Regions from separate parts of the Homo sapiens genome. Here all the other regions are linked to region 1. The links are chromatin contacts, found by Hi-C or POLR2A ChIA-PET in ENCODE. All regions are on one chromosome and are shown on one strand. The core of a region is the stretch at or near the end of the contact, and the rest is flanking DNA. Distances in the headings are between cores, read along the strand shown. Region 1 has its middle 22 kb from the start of LINC01180. Region 2 holds the start of HDAC5 (histone deacetylase 5). Region 3 holds the start of HROB (homologous recombination factor with OB-fold).

Region 1 (4,459 bases), core at 1,276-3,775:
TGGCTCACTGCAACCTCCGCCTCCCAGGTTCAAACGATTCTCCTGCCTCAGCCTCCAGAGTAGCTTGGACTATAGGTGCACGCCACCATACCCAGATCATTTTTGTATTTTTAGTAGAGACAAAGTTTCACCATGTTGGTCAGGATGGTCTTAATCTCTTGACCTCATGATCTGCCCGTCTTGGCCTCCCAAAGTGCTGGGATTACAGGCATGAGCCACCACGTCCGGCTCATCTGTCAGGTTTATAGGGGATTACCCCCACTTCATTGCTTGTTTTATGCCATCCAAATAGATACATAATTATTCAATATTTGAGCTGGACACATTCTCAAACATTTATATGAGTTTGTTTAACAAAACATATAACAAACCTACAAGTACCACACCAAATACTTATCCATGTATTCATTCAATGATAGGAAGTTGCATGTGGCAGGGACTGCATTTGTGCCTCTTTTGAGCTTAGCAAGTGCCTAACTCATGGTAAGTACTAAAGACACATCCACTGAGCCAACACATGAATGAATAAGCCCAGCAAGACTTTACTAAGTGTTTACTATGTGGTGAACATTGTTTTAAACACTTTATTTAATTTAATCCTCAAACTAGTTACATGGTAGGTACAATTAATTACTATCCTCATTTACACATAATACAGAGAGGTGAATGAACTTGCTCAAGGTCAACAGCTAGCCATGGCTGAGGCAGAATTCAAGCCCTGGTAGCCTGGCTCCTGAGCCTATGATCTTGGGCACCCATATGCGCCAGGCATCTTGCTAGGTTCTGATATACAGAGATAAAAGACACACCAAACACAGACTTTCCTTAAGGAGGTCACACTGAAGAAAGGCAACAAATAACTAAAAAGAATGTGACGTGCTCTGGCAAGTGAGAACACGATGCTAGGGACAGAGGGTGTCAGAGGGTTGGACAGGTGTGGTTGACGGCAGAGGGGCCACCTGACCTGAGGCAAGTTCTGAGGCTACTGGTAGTTAATGTTCAGATCAGAGGAAGGGAAGAGCATTCAGGCCACTGGTATGGTTGGTCTGAGAAGGTGAGAGTCCCGAGGCCGGAGCCCAGAAGTGCAGAGAAGTGAAACTGGAGAGAGGAGCCAGGTCCAGATCCTGGAAAGCTTCACTTGCTGAGGGAGGAAGGGTGTTGGGATACCCCTTGGAGGCCTCGCAGGACTGTTCGCAAGGGAGATATGAACTCAGATGCCACACTCCACCTGCCCTGCCCAGGACACGAAACCCAGTACACAGAATTCCCTACAAGCTGTATCCCACTCGGGAGAGTTCCCCGGGAGGGCTAGACAGGAGGGCAGTGCTAACTGAGTGTGGGACACAGCCAGTGCCACCTGGGAGCCATGGCTGGGAGTCTCTCTCCAAGCCCTCCCCCACAATCCCTTCAGTCACCCCCCACCCACCCTTGCCAGCTCAGACACTCAGGCACACTCCCTCCGGTCACATCCCCCTTGAGGCCAGAGATAAGAATAAGCAACATGTCTCTTCCCACATCCCTTCCCTGCCCGCCCTCTGATTCTACCATCCAAAGCAGCTGCAGAGCCTGGAACACCCCAGGCCCCAGTCAGAGGAGGGAGCATGGGGAGATGGGAGCTTCCTGGGGGGGCCGTGGCTATGGGCTGTGCCCTCCCCTCCCACAGGGCTGAGGCTGGTGATTAGTTGGGTTAATTATATCCGAGCCATTTCCGATTGGCACAAGCCCACCCACCCACAGAGCCTGCCCAGAAGGCAGGCAGGCCGGGCCCAGGTCAGGATGCTGGGGCACCAGCTCCTCTAGGTGGATTCCTGACCCCTGTGCTGATGGCCAAACGGAGGCTGATTGTCCTCCCTGCTCCAGGACGGCCTCCTCTTCACTCACCAACTTTCTTACCCATCCCTCTGTTTTCTTTGTACCAACACAAGTCCCTCTCACTCCCCTCTCCTCCCCCCAGGTTTGGAATGAAATCATGGGGCCCTGAGTTCCGCAGTAGGCCCTGACATAAACACTTTGATTGGGGCTAATTATAAGGGCCAGGCTGAGAGGCTGGAGCCTTCGGAAAGCTTTGGCTTTCAAATAAAGGGCCCACGGCTCAGTCCCTAGCCCAGGCGGCTCTCTTCCAGGCTTCCTTATGAATGAGGGGTTCCAGAAAGAGGCAGTCCTCTAGAAACCCCGTGGTCTGTGGGCTCGCTCCATGTCCCACGCCTCATCTTGTCCCTTCTCGGTTGCTTTTGCCTTGGCCCTTCCAGGCCTCAGATCCCAGGGCCTTGCCGGATGGCTTGGCAGAGCCACCAGTCGGCCGTGGAAGACAAGGCAGCAGGGGAGGAGCTCTCAGGCTGGGAGGCAGGGGCAGCGGCAGGGGCAGGGTCAGGGGAGGCGCAGGGGAAGCCAGCTGTGACAGCCCAAGCCCTAATTAGTCGGCTTCAAAGCCGGCCGGAGAGAGAGCCCGCCTGCTTGTGTGCCCTGCTCACTCAGGCGAGTAAGACATTTCTGTCCCAATCAGAGGAGAGAGAGAAAGAAAAACACGGCCCACCGCCACCCCGAAGAGCCTTTAGACACTGGGCTGGTACCCCGAGTCAGGGAGAAAAACTGAGAACCCAGGAAATCATTCTCTTCTGTTGAAACTGATACGTAAGTGCTAGGAAGGGAAGTGTGTGGTGCCTTTAAATGATACAGAAAGGGGTAACGGAAGTGCTGGGTACAGGAGGGCGTAGTCCTTGGCTAGGGCTCCACCCCCACGGACCTAGGTGAGGACAGGCATTTTTGTTTTCCTGCCCAAATGTTGCGTTTCCCAAGTCCACCCTGTCCTGCCACGCCCCCATCCTGTGCCTATAAAAACCCGAGATCTACCCCCCCCAAGGAAAGCCAAGCCAAGCCGCTGGATGTTGAGGAGGAGCACGTCAGCGGAGGCACACACATTGGCTAGGCGTTGAGAGGAACGCACTGATAGGCACCGGCATGCTGGCAGGCCACTGATCAGGCAGAGCAACACAGAGTTTGGCTGAGGCAGTCAGAGGAGAGCGCGGGCCACCGAGCGGCCTGATTCCTAGGCGACAACCATTTACCTTCTGGCTGTCCCATATTCTGAGAGCGACTTCCACTCAATAAAACCTTGCACTCATACTCCAAGCCCACATGTGATCCGATTCTGGTACACCAAGGGAAGAACCCCGGGATACAGAAAGCCCTCTGTTCTCGGTCTCTGCGCCAAGGAAGAAGTCTAATTGAGCTGGTAAGACAAGCCACTTATCGACAGCAAAGCTGAAAGAGCACCCTGTAACACGCGCCCACTGGGGCGCCAGGAGCTGTAAGCATTCACTCTTAGACACTGCGGTAGGGCCGGAGCCCCACAGCCTGCCTGTCTGTATGTCTCCCCTAGAAGTTTGAGCAGCGGGGCACTGAAGAAGCGAGCCACACCCCTATCGTATGCCCTGCAAGGGGGACAAGGGAACTCTTCCCATTTCACTAGCACTTTGGGAGGCCATGACAGGAGGATCACTTGAGGTTAGGAGTTAGAGGCCAGCCTGGGCAACATGGTGAAACCCCATCGCTACAAAAAATACAGAAAAAATTAGCCGGCCATGGCACACGTCTGTAGTCTCAGCTACTCAGGAGGCTGAGGTGGGAGAACACCTGAGCTCAGGAAGTCCAGGCTGCAGTGAGCAGTGGTCAGGCCAGTGCATTTCATCCTGGGCAATGGAGTGAGACCCTGTCCAAAAAAAATTTTTTAAAAAAGTTGTTTTGGTAGAGACAGGGCTTTCTCCATGTTGCCCAGGCTGGTCTCAAACTCCTGACCTCAAGCCATCCTCCCCTCTCAGCTTCCCAAAGCACTGGGGTTACAGGCATGAGCCACGGTGCCTAGCTAACAGTTTTCTAATCTTGGAGAAGGAGGAAACTGGACATAATTATTTCTAAGCATCCTTCTAGCATTTAGTTTTCTTGCTCATCGTCCCAGTGCTCCATATCCCCACCACTACCCCACTCCCAAACATACTCATATGTAGCACCAGGGGCTGGGTTCCTGCATGCAAGTCATCTAAAAGTGACGCTATTGACTGAATGACTGTGACCTAGGAGGCTGGGCTGATAAGGATCACCTAACAAAAACCAGTTACTGATGTTAGTGCTTACACTAACATCCCCTTGAAGGAAAAGTCTTAAAGCCATTTTATAAATTGTCAACCTATTTGCCCTAATGTGGTCATTTTCATCACTTATTACCCTCCTCAAAGTCTTTATTATGCAGCTAAATTACAATAATGGTTTAATAGTTTTTGGCAAACTGGAACCATGATGTCACAAAAGCCATACAAGTAGGTAGTAAAGATGTTATAAATTCCTCCCCCTTTTTTAAAGCAGATAAGAAAAAAAAATTTTTTTTGAGACAGGGTCTTGTTATGTTGCCCAGGCTGGAGTGCAGTGGTGCGATCTCAGCTCACTGCAACCTCTGCCCCCCAGG
Region 2 (4,459 bases), core at 683-3,182, 510 kb before region 1:
AACCTTTGTCTCTGCAGCTACTTGGGGTGGGTGGGGCATGTGAAACTGCTGCCCCCCTCCAAATTACATGATCCAGCCAAAGTAGGAGGATATATTGGAAAAGAAGGGGAGGCTGGCACAGAACTAACATTTCCTCCATCCTTGCCCCCAAGTAACCCACACTTGAGATCTGTCTCTCTGGTCTCTGGCATGCCCACATTCCCAGGACAGAGTGGAGATACTGGGGGCCCATTTCTCTAACTCAGAGAGACCCCTACTGCTTTGTCAAGAAAGCCCAGATCCAAGTTCAAGTGAAGAGAGGGCAAAGAGAGGAGTCAAGAAAAGAGGAAGGAGACAAACCAAGATCTCCCCAAGCTTTGTGTTTAGGGAGGGAGAGGAAGGAGGGAAGACTGGAATGAAGAAGCAGGCAGCCCCCAACATGGCTCATCCACCATCCAGCCCAGCCAGCCTAGCCCAGCCCAGCCCAGCCCAGCATCTCAACAGCCAGCATAGGCTCAGGGTGCCTAGGACTGGGGAGACTGAAGACCATGCCTGCCTGCCTACATCCTCTGAAACTAAGAGGAAGCCAAAGGCAGGACCCAGACCCAGACTGCAATCCTGCAAGGCAATCTGGCTAGGGGTCCCTCTGACCAAGACTCCTGGATCTCACCCTCCCCCCCACCTCCTTTTGTTCCCATAATCTGGCTCCATCCTCCCCTCCCAGTTGGACACTGAAACCAATCACCACCACCTCCCCAAGCTCCAAATCTAATCCCAGATCCCAAAAGCATGGTGGTCACTGACTGAGTGATGGGTCCCTTTTGCACCCTCCTAAAAGCAACTGCAGCTGTTACCTTTCCTCTTTAGGGACACACCTCATTTCAGAAGGGGTATCAGCCAGGGGTATCAAGTGGTCATCTCCTCTCCCAAAGGAAGCACCCAACCTCCCCACTTCAACAGCCCCCACCAAGCTCCCAGATTAATTACTTACACCCAGCCAGTTCTCATCTTCCCCAGGGCCCCAGGGAAGGGTGGGGTGGAGAAGCTGACTCCCCCCAAGTTAATAAGGCACTGGTAGTGCCCCCGCTTCCATGAGATACAGATCCAGGATGAAAAATGGGGGGCATCCACCCAAGACAAGAAGGGGTTGGGGGGGAGCTCCATTTCATCTCCTAGCTCTCGCATCCTGGCTCCAAGGTGTCAGACAGGAGAAGAGGGTGGCAACAAACGCAGTAACGCCTCACAGGAGACGGGGTGAGAATAATGGGAGAGAGAAGTAAGGTGGACTCCGCAGTCCCCCTCCTCATGCACGGAAGTCAAGGACATAAAATCAAGGATGCGTTCGTAGCTATGGGGAGAAGCGCTCTGGGTGGACAGCACCCCTCACCTCAGAGTACCAAGAAAGGGGTGTCCAGCGAAGAGGGGTCTGCACAGAATCCGGGTGCAGGGCTCAAATGGCTCTGCAACGCAACATGCGCCGCCAGGGAAGGGGCAAATCAGACAACCCCGGCCGGTCTCCGAGCCATTTGGGGGCGCAGGGCGCGAGAAGGCGGGCCCCTCCCTTACCTGTAGGGAAGGCGCCCCTGTCTGGGAGGGGCAGGGAGGGGCGCGCGCAGCAACCCCGATGTCCCGCTCACGGGCTGCCGATGCTCCCGGGGGGCGCCGGCTGGCTCCCAGGGCCGGGAGGAAGGAAGGGGGGCGCGGAGCGCGGCGCGCGCGCTGGGAGCCCGCGGACAGAGACAGCAGGAGGAGGGGGCGCCGCCTCGCGTCCCGGGGTCCGGGGAAGATGGGATCTGGGCCGGGGCGGCGCGCTCACCCGCTGCGGCTCGAGCTCCGGCTTCGCGGGCGGCGGCGGCAGCAGCGGCGGCGGCAGCGGCGGCAGCACCTCCTCGACGGCTCCTCCATCTTTGCGGCGGCTCCTCCGGCTCCGCTCGCCGCCGCCACCAACAACAACATTCGGAGACGTCACTCCCGTCACGTGACCCGACCCGGAGCTAAAAATAGACCCAGACCCCCCCCCCAGCCCCCCCCGCCTTCCCCTTGCCCGCAGCCACCACCAACCCCTCCCCTGCCTCTCGGCCCTCCCCGCCGGGCGGGGCCAGCGACGCCATCGTGACAGCTCCTTAAAGGGCCAGTGCCCAGCACAGGGTTCGGCCGAGACGGGGTGGAAGGGAAGGGATCGGAACCCAGCGAGCAGGAGTGGAAGGATCGCTGCAGGGGCCGAGTATGGATGCTGGGGCTCAACCTTTGGATTGTAAAAGTTTCCTCCTTGCGCTCCCCGGACTTTCTTTTCAAAACGTGGATGGTGCAATCGTCGCTTGCCTAAGCTGCTCCCCTAACACGCCCTCCCGCGGTCGGGGAGGGGACCTGGGGATAGATTCCCAGGGGCTGGGAGGGCCACCGCAGCCTCTGCAGCGGGGCCTGGCTGCGGGTGGATGGTTCGGACAAGTCTCGAACTCGCCAGCTCTGACCGCACACACTGCATCCGTGCCAGGGAAAGAAAAGCCTGGGAAAGGCCAGGGTATGGCTGTAACACTCCAAGGCCTTCAAAAGGGCAGACCAGCAGACCAGGAGCCGGAAAGACTTCCCTGACTTTGGTGCCATCCACGCTACATCTCCTCTTGGTACACAGTATGAACATGTTTAATTAGACCTAGACAATTTGTCAATGACCCAGCAATTCCACTAACAAAAATGTATTCCAAATAAATAAACGTTGTTATGTTAAAAAATGAACATGAGATTGTTTGTAATGATGTGAAAAGTTGAAAACAACCTAAATATCCATCGATAGGGAATTGGCAAGCAAAGCAGGAGACATTCATTCAGTAAAATATTATCCAGACATTAAAAGTTTTATAGGGGACCGGGCATGGTGGCTCACGCCTGTAATCCCCGCACTTTGGGAGGCGGAGGCAGGCGGATAACCTGAGGTCAAGAGTTTGAGACCAGCCTGGCCATTATGGTAAAACCCCGTCTCTACTAAAAATACAAAAAAATTAGCCGGGCGTGGTGGCAGGCGCCTGTAATCCCACCTACTCAGGAGGCTGAGGCAGTAGAATCCCTTGAACCTGAGAGGCGGAGGTTGCAGTGAGCCAAGATCGTGCCATTGCACTCCAGCCTGGGCAACAAGAGTGAAACTCTGCCTCAAAAAAAAAAGTTTTAAAGGGGCCAGGTGCATTGGCTCTTGCCTGTCATCAATCCTAGCACTTTGGAGGCCGAGGCGGGAGGATTGCTTGAGCCCAGTTCAAGACCAGCCTGGGTAACATGGCGAGACACTGTCTGTATTTTAAAAAAGAGGCCGGGCGTGGGCCGGGCATGGTGGCTCACGCCCGTAATCCCAGCACTTTGGGAGGTCGAGGCTGGTGGATCACGAGGTCAGGATGTCGAGACCACCCTGGCTAACACAGTGAAACCCGTCTCTACTAAAAATACAAAAAATTAGCCGGGCGTGGTGGTGGGCGCCTGTAGTCCCAGCTACTTGGGAGGCTGAGGCAGGAGAATGGAGTGAACCCGGGAGGCGGAGGTTGCAGTGAGCAGAGATCGCGCCACTGCACTCCAGCTTGGGGAACAAAGCGAGACTCCGTCTCAAAAAAACAAAAAACAAAAACAAAAGAAGAAGAAGAGGCCAGGCGCGGTGGCTCACGCCTGTAATCCCAGCACTTTGGGAGGGCGAGGCGGGCTGATCACAAGGTCAGGAGATCGAGACCATCCAGGCTAACACGGCGAAACCCTCTCTACTAAAAATACAAAAAAAAATTAGCCGGGTGTAGTGGCGGGCGCCTGTAGTCCCAGCTACTCGGGAGGCTGAGGCAGGAGAATGGCGTGAACCCTGGAGGCAGAGGTTGCAGTGAGCCGAGATCACGCCACTGCACTCCAGCCTGGGCAACAGTGTGAGACTCCGTCTCAAAAAAAATAAAAAAATAGCCGGGCGCAGTGGCTCATGCCTGTAATCCCAGCACTTTGGGAGGCCGAGGCGGGCGGATCACGAGGTCTGGAGTTCGAGACGAGCCTGACCAAAATGGTGAAACCCCGTCTTTACTAAAAATTCAAAAATTAGGCGGGCGTGGTGGTGCACTTCTGTAATCCCAGCTTCTCAGGAGGCTGAGACGAAACAATCACTTGAAACCGAGAGGCGGAGGTTGCAGCGAGCCGAGATCGGGCTATTGCACTCCAGCCTGGGCGGGTGACAGAGCGAGATTCCGTCTCAAAAAAAAAAATAAAAATAGGCTGGGCGCGGTGGCTCACGCCTGTAATCCCAGCACTTTGGGAGGTCGAGGTGGGCGGATCACAAGGTCAGGAGATCGAGACCATCCTGGCTAACATGGTGAAACCCCGTCTCTACTAAAAATACAAAAAAAATTAGCCGGGCGTGGTGGCGGACCCCTGTAGTCCCAGCTACTCGGGAGGCTGAGGCAGGAGAATGGCGTGAACCTGGGAGGCAGAGGTTGCAGTGAGCTGCGATAGCACCACTGCACTC
Region 3 (4,459 bases), core at 772-3,271, 490 kb before region 1:
TTATTCTTTATTTTTTAATTTTTTTTTTGCGACAGAATCTCACTTTGTTGCCCAGGCTGGAATGCAGTGGCATGATCCCAGCTCACTGCAACCTCCGCCTCCCAGGTTTAAGCCATTCTCCTGCCTCAGTCCCCTGAGTAGCTGGGATTACAGGCGCCCGCCACCATGCCCGGCTAATTTCTTTTTTTTTTTTTTTTAGACGGAGTCTTGCTTTGTTGCCCAGGCTGGAGTGCAGTGGCGTGATCTCGGCTCACTGCAAGCTCCGCCTTCCGGGTTCATGCCATTCTCCTGCCTCAGCTTCCCAAGTAGCTGGGACTACAGGCGCCCGCCACCACACCCGGCTAATTTTTTTGTATTTTTAGTAGAGACGGGGTTTCACCATGTTAGCCAGGATGGTCTCGATCTCCTGCCCTTGTGATCCGCCCGCCTCTGCCTCCCAAAGTGCTGAGATTACAGGCAAGAGCCACCGCGGAAGTGAGCATTGAGTTGCCCAGCCATTCGCACTCCCTCCTGACAAATGGCATCAAGTCATTCAACAAACACTTGTTCAGCCTGGGCAACATAGGGAGCCTTCATCTCTACAACAAATAAACATAAAAAAATTAGCTGGGCTTAGGCCAGGCACAGTGGCTCACGTTTATAATCCCAGCACTTCGGGAGGCCAATGCGGGTGGATCACGAGGTCAGGTGTTCAAGACCAGCCTGGGCAACATAGTGAAACCCTGTCTCTACTAAAAATACAAAAAGTTAGCTGGGCGTGGCTGGGCGCAGTGGTTCACGTCTGTAATCCCAGCACTTTGGGAGGCAGAGGCGGGCAGATTACCTGAGGTCAGGAGTTCGAGACCATCCTGGCCAACATGGTGAAACCCTGTCTCTACTAAAAATACAAAAAATTAGCTGGGCGTGGCTGGGCGCAGTGGCTCACGTCTGTAATCCCAGCACTTTGGGAGGCAGAGGCGGGCAGATTACCTGAGGTCAGGAGTTCGAGACCAGCCTGGCCAACATGGTGAAACCCTGTCTCTACTAAAAATACAAAAATTAGCCAGGCATGATGGCACATGCCTGTTATCCCAGCTACTCGGGAGGCTGAGGCAGGAGAATTGCTTGAGCCTAGGAGGAAGAGGTTGCAGTGAGCCGAGATCATGCCACTGCACTGCAGCCTGTCCTGCAGAGCGAGACTGTCTCAAAAAAAAAAAAAAAAAAAAAAAATTAGCCGGGCGTGGTGGCGGGCACTTGTAATCCCAGCTACTTGGTAGGCTGAAGCAGGAGAATCGCTTGAACCTGAGAGGCAGAGGTTGCAGTGAGCCAAGATCGTGCCACTGCACTCCAGCCTGGGCAACAATGTGAGACTCCGTGTCAAAAAAAAAAAAAGTTAACTGGGTTTGGTGGTGTGTGCCTGTGATCCCAGCTACTCAGGAGGCTGAGGTGGGAGGACTGCTTGGGCCCAAGAGGTGGAGGATGCAGTGAGCCATGACTGTGCCGCTGCACTCCGGGCTGGGTAAGGGAGTAAAGTAAGTCTCAAAACAAAAACAAACTCATTTTCTGAGTGTCTTCAATGTGCCACATGCTGGTTCACAAAGGTGAAAAGCCACAGTCTTGCTCTGAAGCAGTATTAAGTCAAGCAGGGAGGCCGGGCGCCATGGCTTACGCCTGTAATCCCAGCTACTTCGAAGGCTGAGGCAGGAGAATCGCTTGAACCCGGGAGGCGGAGGTTGCAGTGAGCCGAGATCGCGCCACTGCACTCCAGCCTGGGCGACAGAGCGAGATTCGGTTTAAAAAAGAAAAAAAAAAAAGAACGGAAAAGAAAGGGGCGGGGGCAGGATTAGGCATCGTGGGGCCAAGATGCTTGATCTCACCTGAACCAGTGCTGAACCAGCCGACTGGGAAGAGGAGCCGCTTGGGGGCGACCGAGAGCCCATCCGTTTCCCCTTTAAGACCAGAGCGGAAGACTACAGTGAGAAGGCCCTTTGTGTCGGCGGGAAAGAAATATGCCTGCCCCTTTAAGAAGGCGGAGACGCCCCAGTGGCGGCGTCTTCGAATGCGGCCTAAGGCGCCTGCCGCCAGTCTCCTGGCGACTTTCCCTATATCGCAGAGACTCATCCCTCTGACCCCAGCCCGGAAGCACTGTCCCTCGGAGTCCGAGACTTCCACCTGGGTCGTGTCCAAGGCCCCGGCGACTCCCCGGACTCGGGGTGCCGGGCCAACCTCCCCGCCGAGGCCCACCCGCCGTCGCTATGGTAATGCCGCGCCCAGCTTGGGGGCTGGCGGGCCGCAGGGCCCCCTGGCCTCCGGAACTGCTCATGGGGTTCCAGCCCCTCGCCCGCGCAAGTTGCAGGACCGGGGTCTGGGTGGGGGTTCGGCGGAGTCGGGAGACCTGGGCTGTCGTCAGGGCTTGTCATGGACGCGCCGGAGACCCTGAGAAAGCATTCTCCTCCCCCGGGCCTCAGTTTCCCTCCTGTTGCCTTCCTACCCTCCTGGGAAACCCCCCTTTCCAGTGCGCTCAGACGTCACTACCGCTTGGGTCCATCCCTTTCCCCTCCCCGCCCCACACTTTCTACTTTTTTTTTTTTTTTTTTTGGACGAAGTCTCGTTCTGTCGCCCAGGCTGGAGTGCAGTGGCGTGATCTCTGCTCACTGCAACCGTCGTCTCCCGCCCACCCCTTTCACTCTGACCCTTAGAGTCTTGGGAACTGTATCGCCAGCTGTAGCTCCTGCGGCTCTGGCATCTGGGGTTAGGCACCACCTCTGATCTGGGTTTGACACTCATCAGGAACTGGCTACAGCAGCCCTGCTGGCTAGAAAGAAGGAACCGTGGACTGGGGCATCCTACTCTCCTGGGACCCTAGTTTTTGGGCCTTGGATTAGGTAGGGAAACTACTGGCTTCATTTGCAGAAACAATGCCACTGTGCAGACATGTTTGGATTTATGGTAGTTTCTCTTATGTTTGACATAAGATTGGTCAGGCGAAACCTTTGGGATATTGCAAAATCCTTAGGCCCAAGCCAGGGGCCGTGGCTGACACCTGTTTTTGTTTGTTTGTTTTTTTGAGACAGAGTCTCACTCTGTGGCCCAGGCTGAAGTGCAGTGGTGCGATCTCCGCTCACTGCAACCTCCACTTCCCAGGTTCAAGCAATTCTCCTGCCTTAGACTCCCAACAAGCTGGGATTACAGGCGGGCACCACCACCCCAGCTAACTTATTTCTATTTTTAGTAGAGACGAGGTTTCACTTTGTTGGCCAGGCTGTTCTTGAACTCCTGGCCTCAGGTGGTCCACCCGCCTTGGCGTCACAAAGTGCTGGGATTACAGGAGTGAGCCACCATGCCCAGCCTGTGGCTGACACCTATAATCCCAGCACTTTGGAGGCCACAGTGGGAGGATCACTTGAGCCCAGGAGTTCAAGACTGGCCTGGGCAATGTAGTGAGGCCCCGTATCTATAAAAATTTAAAAATTAGCCTGGGCGCAGTGGCTCACGCCTGTAATCCCAGCACTTTGGGAGGCTGAGGTGGGCAGATCACAAGGTCAGGAGTTCAAGACCAGCCTGGCTAACATGGTGAAACCCTGTCTCAACTAAAAATACAAAAAAAAATAGCCAGGCATTGTGGCTTGGCCTGTAATCCCAGCTACTTGGGAGGCTAAGGCAGGAGAATTGCTTGAACCTGGAAGGTGGAGGTTGCAGTGAGCCAAAATCGTGCCGCTGGACTTCAGCCTGGGCAACAGAGCAAGACTCCGTCTCAGGAAGAAAAAAAAAAAAAGAAAATTAGCTGAGCACGGTGGTGCACACCTGTAGTCCCAGTTACTCAGGAGGTTGAGGTGGGAGGGTCACTTGAGCCTAGGAGATTGAGGCTGCAGTGAGCTATGATCTTGCCACTGCACTCCAGTCTGGGCAATAGGGCAAGACCCTGTCTCAAAACAAAAGACAAAAACAAAATGTTTACGCCCATGTGCACAGTCCTGGAGAACTGCCCTTGCTCCCCTAGGCAGCCTTCCCTTTGCCCCCTTTCTTCCCTTCCAGGATTAGTGCAGATGGTTCTGAGTGGATTATGTTACAAGAAAGTTTTTTAATCTTTCTTTCCTTTTTTTTTTTTAAGACAGAGTCTTGCTCTGTCGCCCAGGCTGGAGTTCAGTGGTGCAATCTTGGCTCACTGCAACCTCTACCTCCCGGGTTCAAGCAATTCTCCTGCCTTAGCCTTCCAAGTAGCTGAGATCACAGGCATGCTCCACTAGGCCCGGCTAATTTTTTTTTTTTTAAAGACAGAGTCTTGCCCTGTCGCCCAGGCTGGTGTGCAGTGGTGCGATCTCGGCTCACTGCAACCTCTGCCTCCCAGTTCAAGCGATTCTCCTGCCTCAGCCTCCTGAGTAGCTGGGATTACAGATGCCCACCACCACGCCCAGCTAATTTTTTGTATTTTTAGTAGAGACAGGGTTTCAATATGTTGGCCAGGCTGGTCTCGAACGCC

The links. Hi-C counts contacts between places; a loop is a spot of excess contacts on that map. ChIA-PET counts read pairs that join two places held with the same protein, here RNA polymerase II (POLR2A). Pooled maps may share reads with other maps.
Region 2: a pooled map shows a loop between it and region 1 (3-fold over the local background). The contact joins the promoter of HDAC5 here to the enhancer-like site in region 1. A Hi-C loop is called at or near these places in 1 of 50 pooled maps. POLR2A ChIA-PET finds 5 or more read pairs at or near these places in 2 of 52 experiments (PC-9 and activated T-cell).
Region 3: a pooled map shows a loop between it and region 1 (5-fold over the local background). The contact joins the promoter of HROB here to the enhancer-like site in region 1. A Hi-C loop is called at or near these places in 2 of 50 pooled maps. POLR2A ChIA-PET finds 5 or more read pairs at or near these places in 2 of 52 experiments (HEK293T and PC-9).

Annotation. Positions count from the first base shown.
Region 1 is chr17:44,626,191-44,630,649 of GRCh38, forward strand. No RefSeq gene overlaps it. Among named protein-coding and RNA genes, the nearest start is that of LINC01180, 22 kb to the right of the region's middle. RefSeq lists a silencer at 2,275-2,394 and an enhancer at 2,505-2,664. Within about 2 kb of position 2,526, at least 9 of the 41 ENCODE cell types and tissues checked have a DNase peak (open chromatin) inside an H3K27ac peak, as active enhancers do.
Region 2 is chr17:44,121,709-44,126,167 of GRCh38, forward strand. It overlaps HDAC5 (histone deacetylase 5), which reads right to left and starts at 1,933. Exons shown (of 27, transcript NM_005474.5): 1 at 1,796-1,933. RefSeq lists silencers at 1,625-1,764, 1,815-1,914, 1,985-2,044 and enhancers at 2,135-2,294, 3,441-3,940.
Region 3 is chr17:44,139,909-44,144,367 of GRCh38, forward strand. It overlaps HROB (homologous recombination factor with OB-fold), which reads left to right and starts at 2,022. Exons shown (of 10, transcript NM_001171251.3): 1 at 2,022-2,237. The coding sequence starts at 2,235. RefSeq lists an enhancer at 1,777-1,946 and silencers at 2,247-2,306, 2,553-2,847.